2 separate regions of the Homo sapiens genome follow, and region 2 is linked to region 1. A link is a loop called in an ENCODE intact Hi-C map of the cell type or tissue named here. Cell type or tissue: CD4-positive, alpha-beta T cell. All regions are shown on one strand. Links, peaks and the distances in the headings refer to the core of each region. The heading gives the core; the rest is flanking DNA. Region 1 overlaps OLFM2 (olfactomedin 2). Region 2 overlaps OLFM2 (olfactomedin 2).

Region 1 (8,328 bases), core at 259-8,258:
ATGAGCCCAGGAGTTTGAGGTTGCAGTGAGCTATGATTGCACCACTGCACTCCAGCCTGGGCAACAGAGTGCCCAGCCCCTCGCCTTAAAAAAAAAGATAAAAGAACTAAAGTGGCCAGGCATGGTGGCTCATGCCTGTAATCCCAGCACTTTGGGAGGCCGAGGTGGGTGGATCTCTAGAGGTCAGGAGTTCAAAACCAGCCTGGTCAACATGGTGAAACCCCATCTCTACTAAAAATACAAAAATTACCCAGGCATGGTGGCATGCACCTGTAAACCCAGCTACTTGGGAGGCTGAGGCACGAGAATTACTCGAACCCAGGAGATGGAGGTTGCAGTGAGCAGAGATTTCACCACTGCACTCCAACCTGGGCAACAGAGCGAGACTCCATCTCAAAACAAAACAAAACAAAAAACAACTAAAGTAGGGTAAGTGGCACAGAGTGGTGGGGTGTTCAGATTGTAGATGAGGTGGCCAGGGAAGGTCCTTTGGATAAGATCACCATATCACTGAGGGTCTTGTTAGGGAAACAAACTACGTGTTTCAGAGAGGGGAAATTTAATACAGGGAATTGGTTAAGTGGGAGAAGAAAGAGTTGAGAAGCCACATGGGATGATGAGGAAATCTGGCATAAGCTACAGCAGAAAGCTACTGGAGGGACATGGCAAAGAGAGGATGTGATAAGGAAGGGACCCTTGGGGAGGAACTGGCACTATGGAGGAGGTGTAGCCACTGTCAGAAAACACCCTCCACCCCAAGCAGACACAGGAGAGAAACACCCTGGCTTCTGCCTTCCTCTCCAATCTCCGATCTCCCTCCAGTGGCTCCCATTGGATAAACCGACCAGGAAGCCAGTATGCAATGGAATCTGGGAAATGTAGTTTTCTGGGGGAAGGGCAGGGCATGGCTCTGACCCACACAATGACAGAGCAGAGATATAAATTAAATAAAGGACCGGGAATGGTGGCTCGCATCTGTAGTCCCAGCTACTTGGGAGGCTGAGGCAGGAGAATAGCTTGAGCCTAGGAGTTAGAGGCTGCAATGAGCTATGATTGAACCACTGCACTCCAGCCTGGGTGACAGAGCAAGACTCTGTCTCTAAAAAATACATTAATTAAGTAAAGGAACAAGCCATGGGGGGCATCCTTGATGTATTTTGTGTAGAAGGAACAGGAAGTTCAAAGGTCCTGAGGTTGCAGTGTCCCAGATGGAGCCAAAACCTTGAGAGTGGGTGTGATGGTCCAGGCAGAATGAGAGCGGCAGGGAACCCAGGACAAAGCCCTGAAAGATACAGAGTTTTAGGGAGTAGCAGGAGACAGCGACGGCACAGCCAGAGAGGTGGGTGCAGAACTAGGAAGTGATACCGTGTCTCTGAAGTCAAGGGAAAAAGGAGTTTCAAGAAGGTGATGGTGAGTGGGGACTGACTGACTGTGAGAATGATCTAATGAGGACTGGCATGAGGGTGTGGACCTGGCAAATTGGCACCTTTGGTGAGAAGAGTTTTGGAAACGTTGGGGAGGTGGGAGGCAAGGAGTTAAATGCAAGCAAGTGCAAACTCGAGCACAGACCACTCCTTGGAGAAGCCTGGATGCGCTGAACTAAGGCAGTTTCCCACAGCACCCATGGCCAGAGAGTGAGAAAGTTTGTTTGGGTCCCAAATTGTCTAAGCCAGGAGGCCTGGAGCCCAGTTGGTCTTAGGGTCTGAAATCAGACAGTCCTGGTTTCAAAACCTGGGCCCCCACTTCCCTGCTGGGTTCCCCTGATCTGGGTCCCTCTCCTCTCTGAGCTCAGTTTCCTCACCTGGAAATAGGGGTGTCACTGTACTGTTTATGGATGTTGCAGCAGTTGTTAACATTGCATCTGCAAAGTGTTCAGCACTCATCAGTGAAAGCTTTAGAACAAGCTGGCAAGAACTCATCTTTTTTTTCTTTTAGACAGGGTCTCACTCGTCTGTCGCCCAGGCTGGAGTGCAGTGGCTCGATCTTGGCTCACTGCAACCTCTGCCTCCTGGGTTCAAGCAATTCTCCCACCTCAACCTCCCAAGTAGCTGGGATTACAGGCGTGCACCACCATACCCGGCTAACTTTTGTATTTTTAGTAGAGACAGGGTTTTACCATGTTGGCCAGGCTGGTCTCGAACTCCTGGCCTCAAGTGATCCACCCTCCTCGGCCTCCCAAAGTGCTGGGATTATAGGCATGAGCCACTGTGCCCGGCCTCAAATAATAACAACAATGGTAGCTACTATTTGAAAAACTTACCATGTCCCAGACACTTGTAAAGTATTTTACAAACATCATCATTCCTTATTCTCCCCCTGGCTCACTCCAACTACACTGGCCTCCTTCCTGGTCCTCAAACACTCCTGCCCCAGGGCCTTTGCACTTGCTGTTCCTGTTGCGTGGAACTCTCTTCCCCTAGATATCCAGATGGTTCCCTTCCTCACTTCAGGTCTCTGCTTAAACGTCCCTTTCTCGCCAGGCGCGGTGGTTCACGCCTCTAATTCCAGCACTTTGGGAGGCCGAGGTGGGCAGATCACGAAGTCAGGAGATTGAGACCATCCTGGCTAACACGGTGAAACCCCGTCTCTACTAAAAAATACAAAAAATTAGCCGGGCGTGGTGGTGGGTGCCTGTAGTCCCAGCTACTCGGGAGGCTAAGGCAGGAGAATGGCCTGAACCCGGGAGGCAGAGCTTGCAGTGAGCCGAGATCACGCCACTGCACTCCAGCCTGGGCGACAGAGCAAGACTCCGTCTCAAATAAATAAATAAATAAATAAATAAATAAATAAATAAAAAAGTCCCTTTCTCCAATCACTCTGTTTAAAGTTTACTTCCCCTTCCTCCTAATATCTTATGTACTTTACTTTTTTCCCGTATTTCTTGACTGTCTCACCCCATAGAATATTCATCTTCACATCCAACCCGGAGGCTCATTCTTGGAATGCCAACACTTTGGGAGGCCAAGGTGGGAGGATCGATTGAGGCCAGGGGTTCGAGACCAGCCTGGGCAACATAGCGAGATGCCCATCTCTACCAAAAAAAAAAAAAAAAGAGAGAGAAAAGAAAAAGAATATTCAATTTCACACAGGCAGGCATTTTTGTCTGTTGTTCACAGTGCCTGGGACATAGTAGATGCTCAGTAAATTACCTGATTCTCAGGATGACCAAGCCCTTTACACGTGTTAGGTCTCCACCACCCACTTTGCAGATGGGGAAACTGAGGCAGAGAGGAACAGTCATCCCTACAGGTCACACTTGCATCTTGGTGTTGTCCAGCTCAGAAAAAAAGACGGTTCGAGACCCCTAGCCCCCCTCCCCGCTCATGCTTGGCGCTCCTCCCCAGCCAGAGCCCTCAGCCCCAGGCCGCCGCCTGGAAAGGCCTGAGTCATCGCCGCCTCCAGACGGCGGCGGCCGCGGGCTGAGGGCGACGGCGGCGGCGGAGCGAGGTGATGCGGGGACGCCAGGAGGGGGCGTGAGTGCAGGCAAAACAGAGGAAATTAAAACTAGCCCGGCGCTCCTCTCCGCGGCCCAGCGGCTGCCGCCGCCGGCTGATGCGTGGGCGGACGGGTGGGCGGCGAGGGCACTGCGCTTCCCGCTCCCCCGAGGGAGCGGGCCGGGAGCGGGGTCCCCGGGGCCGCGAGGAAGGTCCGAAGCGTGAGTGCCCCGCCCCCACCCAAAGTTAAAGTTGCAAGTAGACACCTGCCCGGGACTCGCCTCCTAAAAGCCGCGTGCCAGGTCTCCGTGGTCCCTGGGTAGGAAACTGCCCTTGGTAGTCGTGGGAACTCCTCCCGTGGCCGAAGTGACCCCAGGACCGCACCTGCACCCAAACAATTTCGTCTGCTGGCCCTGGATCACGCCACCCTGGGGGCACGAAATGACCGAAGGATCCTTAGAGTGGTCTCAGTGCCCGGGAAGGAAGCCCCTTCCCCCAGCTAAAGGAGACCCTTGGTGACCCGATTCATGGGAGCGCACGAGCGTGTCGCCCCCCCACGCCCCCCAATGCCCGCTGTCCGAGGTTTTAGGTAGCCAGGGTGGGTGTCCCAACAGTGGGTGGGTGGGGATTTGCGACTCCGGCCCCCTGCCGTCTTTGGGTGGCCGGGGTGGGCCGAGGGCGCCTTTACGCGCGGGGTCCCGCGGCTCAGGCTCGAAGAGGGTCTGCGTGCGGGAGGCGGTCCGGGAACACCGCCTAGGGGGAGGGGGGCCGGGAATACCGTTGGGGGGCGGGGCTGGGGAATGCCACCGCGGTGGTGGTGGGGCGCTTGGGGAATGCCACCAGGGGGAGGTCCCCCACCCCATGGAGAGGTCCTCGGCGGGGGGCGGGCGAGGGCGTGGGGTGGGGGGTGGGGGCAGTCTGGGCGCCCCCCGCCCCCCGCCGGGCTCCGGGCCGGAGGCGTGACGTCACGGCGGCTGGAAGTGCCCGGCGCGGAGGCGCGGGAGGGGGCGGGGGCCCGAGCCGGCGCTTTATAAGAGGAGCCCGCCAGGCGCGCCGAGCCGCAGCCCGCGTCCCCGAGCCCCCCCTCACCCCGTCCCGGACCCCCTGCCCCGCAGCTCGCGCTCGTGCCCCCTCCCCCACGCCCCCCCGGGGCGCCTGGGTGTCGAGGGACCGAGCGCCCCGCGGCGGGCCAGAGAAGGGACGCGCGGCGGGCGGCCGCGGGGCATGAGGCGGAGGCGCGATGTCGGTGCCGCTGCTCAAGATCGGGGCCGTGCTGAGCACCATGGCCATGGTCACCAACTGGATGTCGCAGACGCTGCCCTCGCTCGTGGGGCTCAACGGCACCGTGTCCCGTGCGGGCGCCTCTGAGAAAATCGTGAGTGGCCGCCGCGCGGGGGGCGCTCCCGGGGGGCGTGGTACCCGCGCCACAGCCGCTGCCGCCGCCGCAGCCCCCGGGGCCCCCACCTGTCCCCCTCTACCCCTGTGCTTCCCACGACCCTGCCCGGCACGCCTGGGTAGGGGACGCCCTCTCGGGGTTCCAGGGTCGGACGTGGAGGCAGAAGGAGCCCCGGGACCCCTAGCCACCTCCGCGCCATTTAGGATGGTTCTTGCTGTTATTATTGATTATTATGATTATTAGTGAGCAATGTCTGAGCGCGAATAGCGTACCAGGCTCGCTCCGGCCCCAGGGCGGAGGCGACAAGGGCTGCAGAATTGAGCTGAGTCCGGGCTGAGTGGGGTGCAGCGGGAGGAGGGTGAGACTCGGGGGTTTAGAAGGACCCTGTCTCTGAAAGAGGGGAGGATCGAGGGGTTTCCGAGTGTCTCCACCTTCAAGGTCTCTGCCTGGTTGCGTCTCGGCGTCTCTGAGTAGTTCTGTCTGAGTCTCTATTCATTTCCCCTGCTTTGCGTCTCTGGGTCTCTTTCTATTAATATTTCTATCTTTCCTTGTCTCTGTCTCTGTGGCGCTGAGAATTTGTATCTCTTTTTTTCTCTCTTTTTCTCTCCCCTGCACCCCTTCCGCCATTCTTGCCTCGCCATGTGCTGAATATTTATCCCCATAACTCACCCTCCCTGGGAGGTAGACGGGGCGCAGACTGGGGCCGGAGCTGACACTGCCTCCAGAAGCTCCAGGATGGCGCCTTCCCATCCCATCCCCCTTTGAGGCTTTATCCTCCAGCTTCCCCACTACAGAGCTTCCCTGGATCAGGGAAGAAGGAGAGAACTCAGTGGGGTTCTCCCCGTGGTGTCCTGAGGAGAGAGGGGAGGGGTTTCCTTCACTGCAAACTTCCCTGGGCCTCCTCCAGATATGCCTTTCCCCCCACTCCTCAACCTCTGGTAGCCCCACCCCTGTTCCATCTGTTTGGGGGGCTCCTCCCAAATCATCCCCCAAACCCAGGCTGCGATGCCTGGGGCTCCCTTTCTTTAGCCCCAACTTCACCAACCCTCCCTTGCTTAGCCCCAAATGGTCATCCCGCAGCTTCTTTCTCCTTGATGGGAGCAAAGAAGAATTTGCTCCCTAGGGTCGAAGGCAAGGGTGTGTGGTGGTGGTGGGGACACCTGAGAAGGCTTTGTCCAGCCCCTGGTGGGGGTGGTATTGGGCTTGACACAGGTGAGAGCTTTCAGGCTAGATTCTTAGACTTGGCAGCCAATGTGTGAGACGGTGTGTTTCTGTGTGTCTGTCACATTAAGTGTTTATTATTTGGGTATGTCCTGGTGTGTCTATATGTGTGTGTTTCGGTGTGTATATGGGGGAATGGGAGTGGAGAAAGTTTATGTGCACTGCCGGCATGGGGTCCGATGTGCCTTCCTGTGTGTGAGGGTGCATCCCAGAATGAGTGTGGGTGTGTCCCTGAGTGACTGTGCTTGGGTGTGGACGTATCAGCATGTGTATCTGCAATTGCCTGTCCCTGACTATGGGTTTGCCTGTGTTACAAGATTGCATGTGTGCATATGAGTTTGTTATACACAAGTATGATACAGGCTTCTTGCCGTTGCCATCTGAGAAGGGAGAGAGATGGTATCTCATTGAAATCAGAAGCCAAATTTCCCTCTACCACCATTGAAAGCAAGTGAGTCTGTGTACATGTGTTCTATGCAGGTGTGTGTAAATGTGTGCATATGGTGTGTCTGCAGAATGTATAAATAAGTATATAAGAGCATGTCTATGAGTTATGATTTTGTGTGTGCATATGTATCTGTGCAAACGTGTGTGCAAGTATCTTTGTGTGCATATGTGTGGACAGGTATGTCTTTGTAAGTGTGTGCATATAACTGCAAGTGTGTATTTATGAAAGTGTGTGTGTGTGCCTGCCTTGTGTGCATGTGGGTAGGATGCCCTGTGTGCTGTGTGTTTTCTGTAAGTGTGTATGTGTGTGTGCCCAAACAGACCTGATCTCCACTCTGGCCCATTCGTAGCTAACAGCATCTTCATCCAATGCTTCCATGAATTCACCTGCTGAAAGCCAATGGCCCTCCCATCCCTGACACCACCCCATCCCTCAGTCTCATTATACTTTGTCAAAAGGGATCTGAGAAGTGAGATGTTAAGGTACTCAGGGTGAGGGCTGGGAGGGGACTGTGACATGAGGGTGTCCATTTTGGGAGTCTGAAAGACCTATGTTGGAATCTAGATTTTGTCCCCAACTTGCTCTATGACTCTGGCCAGTGCCTTTGTCACTCTGAGCTATTGTTTTCTCATCTATAAAATGGGAATGATGTCTTACCTCACAGAATTGTTGTGGGTAACAGAGATCTGCTGTTCAAATTCCCATCCTTCCACGCTTCCATATATCTCTTCATCCATCCATCCATCCTTCCCTCCATCTATTATTTCATCTATCCATCTGTTTTTACGCCCATCCTTCCATCTGTCTTGCTATCCATATCTCCATTCATTCATTCATCCAACCACCTGTTATTCCATCAGTCTGTCCATCTATCCATCAATTATTTCATCTACCCATCCATTTTCTCTCCATCCATTCACTCATACACCCACCCACTATTCCATCTGTCCATCCATCTGTACATCCATCCTTTCACACATCCATCTCTTTATCCTTCCACCCATCTCTTTTCATCTATCCATGATGCATCATTTGTCTCTCTGTTCTTTCATGGATCCATTCTTCTATCCATCCATCTCTATCCATGCATTCACCAATTCCTCCATGCATGCATTATCCATTATCCAACTCTCTTTTTCTATCCTCTGTGCATCCATCCTTCCACCATCCATCTGCCTCTCCATCCATTCATCTATCCTTCCATCCATTGTATTTATTCCACAAAACTATTTTTTTAAGAGGTGGAGTCTCACCATGTTGCCCAAGCTGGTCTTGAACTCCTGGGCTCAAGGGATCCTCCCTCCTCGGCCTCCCAAAATGCTGGGATTACAGGCATGAGCCACCAGTGCCTGGCCTATTCCACAAGACTATCAAGTGCCTCTTCTATGTCAAGAATTTTTATGTTTGAAAACCCCCAGCTCAGTGCCTAAGATAGCAGATGCTCAGTTAGTGATAAGATTTTTGAGTCAAACATATCTGGGTTTGAATTCTGGCCCTGTAATTTACTAGCTGTGTGACTTTGGGGGAAATTATTTAATTTCTCTAAGCCCCAACTTCCTTATTGTTATTATTATTAATATTATTATTTTTAGAGAAAGAGTCTCACTCTGTCACCCAGGCTGGAGTGTAGTGATGCCATCATAGCTCACTAACATCTGGAACTCCTAGGCTCAAGTCATTCTCCTGTCTTAGCCTCCTAAGAAGCTGGGATTCGATTTCCTTATTAGTCAGGGGGAATTTAGAGTCTTTATGAGATGGTAAGATCCTTGAAGACATCTGTGTTTTGCTCACTACTGAACCCTAAGGTGTGGCGCACATAGGCCTACAAT
Region 2 (8,328 bases), core at 210-8,209, 51 kb after region 1:
TCTCATATTTAATTGGCGCTATCTTATGGTATTTTACATATCCTTGTAAACCACTTAGAGTCCTCTCTGGAACAAGGCAGGGCACAAATAAATATGTAAGCCCCAAGGTGCCTTGGCTTCCTGATTAAATTATCCAGCCTCAAACACAATAATAGCTTCATTTTATTAAGAGGCAGGCGCTTGCTCTCTTCCTGTTGGCTACTTCCTGATAGCCAATGCTTCTCCTGTCCCCAGGACCCTGTAGCAATGCCTCCGTCCCCAGGGAAACACCAGGAATTGTTTTTTTTTGTTGTTGTTATTGTTGTTTTTTTGAGACGGGGTCTCGCTCTATTGCCCAGGCTGGAGTGCAATGGCACGATCTCGGCTCACTGCAACCTCTGCCTCCTGGGTTCAAGCAATTCTTCTGCCTCAGCCTCCTGAGTAGCTGGGCTTACAGGTGCCTGCCACCACGTCTGGCTAATTTTTGTATTTTTAGTAGAGATGGGGTTTCACCATGTTGGCCAGACTGGTCTGGAACTCCTGACCTCAGGTGATCCGCCCACCTTCACCTCCCAAAGTGCTGGGATTACAGGCGTGAGCCACCATGCCTGGCCACCAGGAATTGTTTTTGAACCAAGATATAGGTGGTGGAGTAGTAGGAGATGATGATCCCTGGCCCGACAGCAAGAACAGCTTTCCCTGCCTGTGTCCTACTCAGTTAATCCTGGACCTGTTTTAGAGGCTGGTGTTTAATTAGGGCAGCCTCAGCAAAAGTGTTTGTAAGATTTCAGCCAGAAAAGACATTTGAGGAACAGATACTTGAGTGCATAGCTTCACTCCCTTAAAGCCCATTAGCAGGAATATTAAACCCTGAACCAAGAGCTCAGCAAAGAGAGAGTGGGTTGGCAGGGCCGTCGTGATAGCTCACGCCTATAATTCCAGCACTTTGGGAGGCCAAGGCGGGTGGATCACTTTAGCCCAGGAGTTCAAGATCGGCCTAGGAAATGTAGTGAGATCCCCGTCTCTACCAAAAAAAATAGCCAGTCGTGATGGTGCATGCCTGTAGTCCCAGCTGCTCGGGAGGCTGAGGTGGGAGGATTGCTTGAGTCAGGGAAGTTGAGGCTGCAGTGAGCCTAGATCATGCCACTGCACTCCAGCCTAGGCAACAGAGCAAGACCCTGTCTCAAAAAAAAAAAAAAAAAAAAGTGGGTTGGCTTCTTTAGTACATCTGCCACATCCGAGGTGAGACAGGCTGCTAGACCACAGACTTCTATGCTGGAGAACGCCTGTGTTCTTGCACCTGCTGTTGTAAGCATTTCCCCTAGAGTAGGACACTCTCTGTTCCTCTCTAGTCTTCTGACTGCCAAGAACTCTTGACTTTGTTTCCAAGCTAGACCCAGTCTGGGAGAGCTAGCACATGGTACATTCCAGAACATTCCAGCGGTTCCTAGGGACATGCATTAACTGCATATCTGAACTTAAACCCAATGGGCAAAACTCAGGACCTCTGCCTGCTGCGATCTGGCAGCCAAAACCCAGGCATTTAATTACACTGCTGCAGAGAACACTCCGGTGAGATGCGTCCAACGCAGACAATTATTTTAGGAAAACCATGGAGGCCTTCTCTCTGCACCACTTAAATCTTGCTTCTCTTTTACAATTCAATATTTCCTCTGTCGAGAGAAAATGGCTTATTTGCTTCAACGGACACGCTAGGCAATGTAGGAAGATGTTAATTACGTTGAACCGGCGGCTTTGTCTCTGCACAAAAGATATTCCTTGGGGGTTTCTATCCAAATTGCTTGGGGACTAGAGCCAGGGGAGGAGGGGCAGGGATGCTTGGGCTCCTGTTTGATGTTTTTCTTTGTTTTTTTTTTTTTTTTTTAAGAATGAGATTTATCAAGAAGGGAGGGCCGGGCACGGTGGCTCATGCCTGTAATCCCAGCATTTTGGGAGGCCAAGGCGGGTGGATCATTTGAGGTCAGGAGTTCAAGACCAGCCTGGCCAACATGGCGAAACCCTGTCTCTACTAAAAATACAAAAATTAGCCAGGCGTGGTGGTGCATGCCTGTAATCCCAGCTACTTGGGAGGCTGAGGCAGGAGAATTGCTTGAACCTGGGAGGCAGAGGCTGCAGTGAGCCGAGATCCCGCCATTGCACTCCAGCCTGGGCGACAGAGCAAGACTCCCTCTCAAAAAAAAAAAAAAAAAAAAAAAAGAAAAAACAGAGAGGTAACAGTGACTCATGCCTTGTAATCCCAGTGCTTTGGGAGGCTGAGGCAGGAGGATCGCTTGAGCCCAGGAGTTTGAGACCATACTGGACAATATAGCAAGACTCCCATCTCTACAAAAAAATTTAAAAATTAGTAGGTGCGATGGTGAGACTAAAGGCCTTTAGTCTCAGCTACTCGGGAGGCTGAAGTGGGAGGAATCACTATTTAAGCCCAGGAGGTTGAGGCTGCCAAAAGCCCTGATAGTACCACTGCACACCAGCCTGGGTGACCAAGTGAGACTCCATCTCCAAAAAAAAAAAAAGAGGAGAAGAAGAAGAAGGGAGGTGGGAGAGTAGTTCTGGATCCTCCCAGAACCAAAGGGGCAGGCTTTCTTGGGGTATTCCTCTTGTACTGGGCCATCCTTGTTGTCTTAGGTCAGGCTCTTTCAGGGAGGATTTAAGTGCAGGTATCCACCTAAGATACCCCAGGAAGAACCAGTGGGGGAGCAGTGAAGTGAGAGAGGAGGTGAAGGAAACCCGTGCCGGGAGACTTAATGAGTACGCCAGGCGCAGTGGCTCACACCTGTAATACCAGCACTTTGAGAGGCCGAGGCAGGTGGATCGCTTGAGCCCAGGAGTTCAAGACCAGCCTGGGCAGCAAAGCAAGACTATCTCTACAAAAGGAAAAAAAAAAAAAAAAAAAAGCTGGGTGTGTTGGTACCTGCCTGTAGGCCCAGCTACTCAGGAGGCAGATGTGGGAGGGGATGGCTTAAACCCAGGAGTTCGAGGCTGCAGTAAGCTAGGATTGCACCACTGCACTCCAGTGGTGGGTGACAGCAAGACCCAGACCTGAGCGACAGCAAGACCCCATCTTAAAAAAATAAATAAATGTGCCAGGCGCAATGGCTCTCGCCTGCAATCCCAGCACTTCGGGAGGCCAAGGTGGACGGATCACTTGAGGCCAGGAGTTCGAGACCAGCCTGACCAACATAGTGAAACCCTATCTCTACTAAAAATACAAAAATTAGCCAGGCATGGAGGTGGGTGATTGTAATCCTAGCTACTCGGGAGGCTGAGGCATGAAAATCGCTTGAACCCAGGAGGTGGAGGTTGCAGTGAGCCAAGATCGCACCACTGCCCTCCAGCCTGGGAGACACAGCGAGAGTCTGTCTCAAAAATGAAAAATAATAAAATAAACGAATAAATAAAAGAGAAGTAATGAGCAGGTTGCTGCTGTGGACAACTGAGGTGTAAATCTAATGGGTTGCCCTGGAAGATTTCATGAACATACACCTTCGAGTTCTTTCCCACTGGAGAGGCAAGAGGGGTGGTATTAATCACGAATGCCTGTAGGTCATCTCTGAGGATTGCTGGGTGTATTTTCTGCTGGCCCCATGCAAGGGCAGGGTGGGATATGACCACCAGAGAAAGCTCTTGGCTGTGGCCAATCCTGGGCACACCTGCAGTGAATGTTAGCTCCACCCAGCTCCTACCTGAGTACAAGGAAGGCGGAGAAAGTGAGTTACTGTGCTCCGCTGCCAGGGCTGAGGATGTGCAACTTACAAAGAGGGGGTTCCCCCCATTTAGGAAGGGTGTACAAAGGCTCGAAGAATGACTGACTGTAATAGTTTCAGCTGGCGTTTATGAATGGTTTGTTTTCCTTATAGATTAGTGGGGGAGTCAAGCTCATCTGTATAATTTGTACAATTATATCATTTGCTCATATTCCAATAAGCCTTAAAAAAAAAAAGACTCGATTGAGTGGGAGAGAAAAAGGTGGGCTAATAGTTGGAGTCCCCGGGATCGCTCATAATTCACAGCTTGGTTTATCTGTGCTGCAGCTCACGGCACCGATTCTGCTGGGAGATCTAGTAATGGCTGTGCAAATGATCAATGATTGTGGTGCTTTGTTTCTCTGTAAAACACTGGGGTTTTTTTAATCAGAATTTCTTCCATGCCTGTCAGAATGCATCCTGGAATAGGACCAGAATCTTCCATTTACCGCCTCTATGGCCACCACCCATCATCACCTGTCTGGATCTGTGCAGTCACCCCTGCCCTGGCCTCCCTCCCTCGTTCCCTAGAGCAGCCAGAGGTCACTGTGAACACCCAAGTAAGGTCACGTCTCGCCTCTGCACAGAACCCTCCATGGCTCCCACCTTCCTCAGGGCAGAACCCAGAGCCCTCACTGCTTCCCACAAGGCCTTGCCCCATCACCTCCCTTCTCTCATCTGCCTCCACTTACCCCTTACTCAATCTGCTCCAGCCACATGGGCCTCCTCCTTGTTTCACAAACACACCAGGCATGGTCCTGCCTCAGCCTTTCTACTTGCTGTTCTCTCTGCCTGGAACCCCTTCCCCAGACATCCAAATGGCTCCTCCCTCACTTCCTTCAGGTCTTGAACAAAGACTTCAGGTTTTGAACAAACGACGCCTACGTGTGCAAGCCCAAGCCAGTCACCCCACAACCCTCACGTCCCCCCACATCCTTTTTTTTTTTTTTGAGACAGAGTTTCACTCTTTTGCCCAGGCTGGAGTAAAGTGGTGTGATCTCGGCTCACTGCAACCTCGGCTCGCTGCCCCCACCCCGCCAGGTTCAAGCGATTCTCCTGCCTCAGGCTCCCAAGTAGCTGGGATTATAGGCGCACATCACCATGCCCGGCTAATTTTTGTATTTTTAGTAGAGACGGGGTTTTACCATGTTGGCTAAGCTGGTCTGGAACTCCTGACCTCAGGTGATCCACCTGCCTCCACTTCCCAAAGTGCTAGGATTACAGGTGTGAGCCACCGCGTCTGGCCTGTTTTTTTTAAGAGATGGGGTCTCACTCTGTCACCCAGGCTGGAGTGCAGTGGCACAGCCATAGCTCATTGCAGCCTCAACTTCCTGTACCCAAGCAATCCTCCTGCCTCAGCCTTGTGAGTAGCTGGGACCACAGGTGCATGCCACTACATCCAGCTAATTTTTTTTTTTTTTTAATTTTTAGTATAGATGAGGTCTTGTTATGTTGCCCAGGGTGGCCTTAAACTCCTGACCTTCAGTGATCCGCCCCCTTCAGCCTCTTGAAATTCTGGGATTACAGGCGTGAGCCACCATTCCTGGGTCCCTCCAGACATTGATCAGGATTTGTAATGATAGAAATGTCCCCTGCCTTCTCCTTTTCTTCTGTCTCACTCGTCCCTCAAGTTCATCTCAAGAGCCCATTCTCTTGGATACCTCCTCAGAGACCCTCAGCCTGAGGGAAGACCCCCTGTTACTCCCTGCACTACTTCTTCAAAGCACTCACTGCAGCATGTGGTTCTAGAAGTATCACTGGCATTAAGTGGTTGATGTCCGTCTCTCCTAGTAGCTCCATGGACAACCACCAGATGTTTTCTTCATTCCTTCTCTTCCTTGATCCTATCCCAGACCCTATGCCTGGGACAGAAGAGACTCTCATGGATATCTTCTTTTTTTTTTTTTTTTTTTTTCTTTGAGACGGAGTCTTGCTCTGTCGCCCAGGCTGGAGCGCAGTGGCGCAGTCTCAGCTCACTGCAACCTCCGCCTCCCAAGTTCAAGCCATTCTCCTGCCTCAGCCTCCCATGTAGCTGAGATTACAGGTGCCCGCCACCATACTTGGCTAATTTTTGTATTTTTAGTAGAGATGGGGCTTTGCCATGTTGGCCAGGCTGTTCTCAAAACTCCTGACCTCAGGTGATCCACCTGCCTCAGGGGTGTCTTCTAATCAGTTTGGAAGTTTATGATTTGTGTCTAGAGTTCCCTGGTACTTATTTGCATTTCTAAGCCTCTGATAAGTCCTGCAGTAACAAAACTTGTTTCACCCAGTGACACACATTTATTTGACCACAGAGCATCCTTTTCCCAGCACACCTGGTAAGATTACCAGTGTTGGAAGGAGTATGGCTTGGGAAACAAAGCCATAATTGGTCACTGGATTATCTGAGCATTTTGTCTGCCATCACTTTGCCTGGGTGGCTCCAGGTGAGGTGGGGGCACAGCAGGGTTGCACTTAACATTTGGTGGCCCTGATGGCCGGGCACGGTGGCTCACGCCTGTAATGCCAGCACTTTGGGAGGCTGAGACGGGTGGATCACCTGAGGTGAGATCCTTTTTTTTTTGTGAGACAGGGTCTCACTCTGTTACCCAGGCTGGAGTGGAGGCCAGGTGTTGGAGACAGGCGGAGGTTGCAGTGAGCCCAGATCGCGCCACTGCTCTCCAGCCTGGGTGACAGGGCAAGACTGTGTCTCAAAAACAAACAACAACAAAAAACAAACCAAAAAAAAAAAAAAACATTAAGTGGCCCTGAGATAGCTCCAGAGCCGATATGTCACTGTGGGCTGGGGAAGCAGAGAGGAGGTCCAGGTTTGGGGGTTATTTGAGTGGATCTCTGTTCTAATGGCAGTCACAGAGACAGTGTTGTGTGCGTGCAAATCTGTGTGAGAGAATGAATTCTGGTCTTGGAGAAGATTTGAGTCCTCCAATTCCTTGCCGTGTTCCTTAAGCCCTCCGCACCTCAGTCTTGCCATCCGTGAAATGAGGCTCCTTAAGGAGGGCCTGAGATCACACACAACAGGCACTGGCATATGCCCGGAGCCCAGCAAAGGGCATCTGTGGTTTCCTTGGGCCCCCTTCCTGTCCCAGTGAGGGCGAGGCGAGACCCTCACTGGGATTCCGGTCTCTGACCCCCACCTCTTTGCAGACTCTCTTCCAGAACCCAGAAGAGGGCTGGCAGCTGTACACCTCAGCCCAGGCCCCTGACGGGAAATGCATCTGCACGGCCGTGATCCCAGCGCAGAGTACCTGCTCTCGAGATGGCAGGAGTCGGGAGCTGCGGCAACTGATGGAGAAGGTGAGAACCTTCCAGGTACCCTGGGGGCAGCTGGGAAAATCTCCCAGTTCTCACCCCGCCCTCCAGCCCCATCCAGGTCAGCCAGTGGCCATATCCAGCTATGCAAATTATTCAGAGCTGGCTGATAATCCAGCTCCTCTCCAGGCAGGTCCTTTTTTTTTTTTTTTCCTTTTAACACAGGGTCTCACTCTGTTACCCAGGCTGGAATGCAGTGACATGATCAGCTCACTGCAGCCTCAAACTCCTAGGTTCAAGCAATCCCCACTCCTCAGCCTCTGAGTAGCTGGGACTACAGACATGCACCACCATGCCCTAATTTTTATATTTTTTGTGGAGACGGGGTCTCCCTATGTTGCCCAGGCTGGTCTCAATCTCCTGGGCTCAAGTGATCCTCCTGCCTCAGCCTCCCAAAGTGTTGGGATTACAGGTGTGAGCCACCATGCCCAGATGGATACTTTATCCAATATCTGTTCAATGTATTTTTTTTTTTTTTCTCCTTGAGACAGTCTCACTCTGTCGCCCAGGCTGGAGTGCAGGTGCAGTGGCGCGATCTCAGCTCACCGCAACCTCCACCTCCCAGGTTCAAGCAATTCTCCTGCCTCAGCCTCCCGAGTAGCTGGGATTACAGGCGTGTGCCACCACGCCCAGCTAATTTTTTTATTTTTAGCAGAGATGGGGTTTCACCATATTAGTCATGCTGGTCTTGAACTCCTGACTGCAGGTGATTTGCCTGTCTTGGCCTCCCAAAGTGCGGGGATTACAGGCGTGAGCCACTGCGCCCTGCCTGTTCAATGCTTTTTTGGGAGAGAAGCCAAGCACTTACTGGGATTGGGGTGGGGGGAAGGAAGGAAGACTGGAGGGGCAGCATCTGAGTCTCCTGTGTGTGAGCTCTGGTCCACCAGGCATGTCCCACCCAGCTTTGCAGTTCACCAGACTCACCTACTAAGAAGGAGTTCTGTGCCCCTTGGGGAGGGTCTAACCCTCCACCTCAAGAGGCTCCTATAAAAGTTTCCTTCTACCTCTGATCATGGTCAAGAGAAAATAGTCCCCTGGGCCGGGCGTGGTAGCTCACGCCTGTAATCCCAGCACTTTGGGAGGCTGAGGCATGTGTATCACTTGAGGTCAGGAGTTTGAGATCAGCCTCTACCAAAAATACAAAAATTAGCCGGGCGTGGTGGTGTGTGCCTGTAGTCCCACCTACTCGGGAGGCTGAGGCAGGAGAACTGCTTGAACCCGGGAGGTGGAGGTTGCAGTGAGCTGAGATGGCACCACTGCACTCCAGCCTGGGCAA

The links. A loop is a pair of places that touch in the nucleus more often than their neighbours do. Peaks named below come from ENCODE experiments on the same cell type or tissue, not always from the same donor. Only the 100,000 strongest peaks of a DNase experiment are listed, where the experiment ranks them.
Region 2: a loop joins it to region 1, with 7 times the contacts of the local background. A loop is called at or near these places in 6 of 110 quality-filtered maps.

The regions. Positions count from the first base shown.
Region 1 is chr19:9,909,964-9,918,291 of GRCh38, reverse strand. The region is part of intron 1 of OLFM2 (olfactomedin 2); the gene reads left to right. Among named protein-coding and RNA genes, the nearest start is that of OLFM2, 22 kb to the left of the region's middle. RefSeq lists silencers at 3,537-3,626, 3,647-3,746. In CD4-positive, alpha-beta T cell, for the core only: a CTCF peak has its summit at 3,452 (motif pointing right); DNase peaks (open chromatin) are centred at 3,441 and 4,381; H3K4me3 peaks cover 599 bases; H3K27me3 peaks cover 1,374 bases.
Region 2 is chr19:9,859,354-9,867,681 of GRCh38, reverse strand. It overlaps OLFM2 (olfactomedin 2), which reads left to right. Exons shown (of 6, transcript NM_058164.4): 2 at 6,888-7,037. Among named protein-coding and RNA genes, the nearest start is that of PIN1, 28 kb to the right of the region's middle. In CD4-positive, alpha-beta T cell, for the core only: no CTCF peak of the experiment used is centred there; DNase peaks (open chromatin) are centred at 1,241, 3,731 and 4,611; H3K4me3 peaks cover 878 bases; H3K27ac peaks cover 2,480 bases.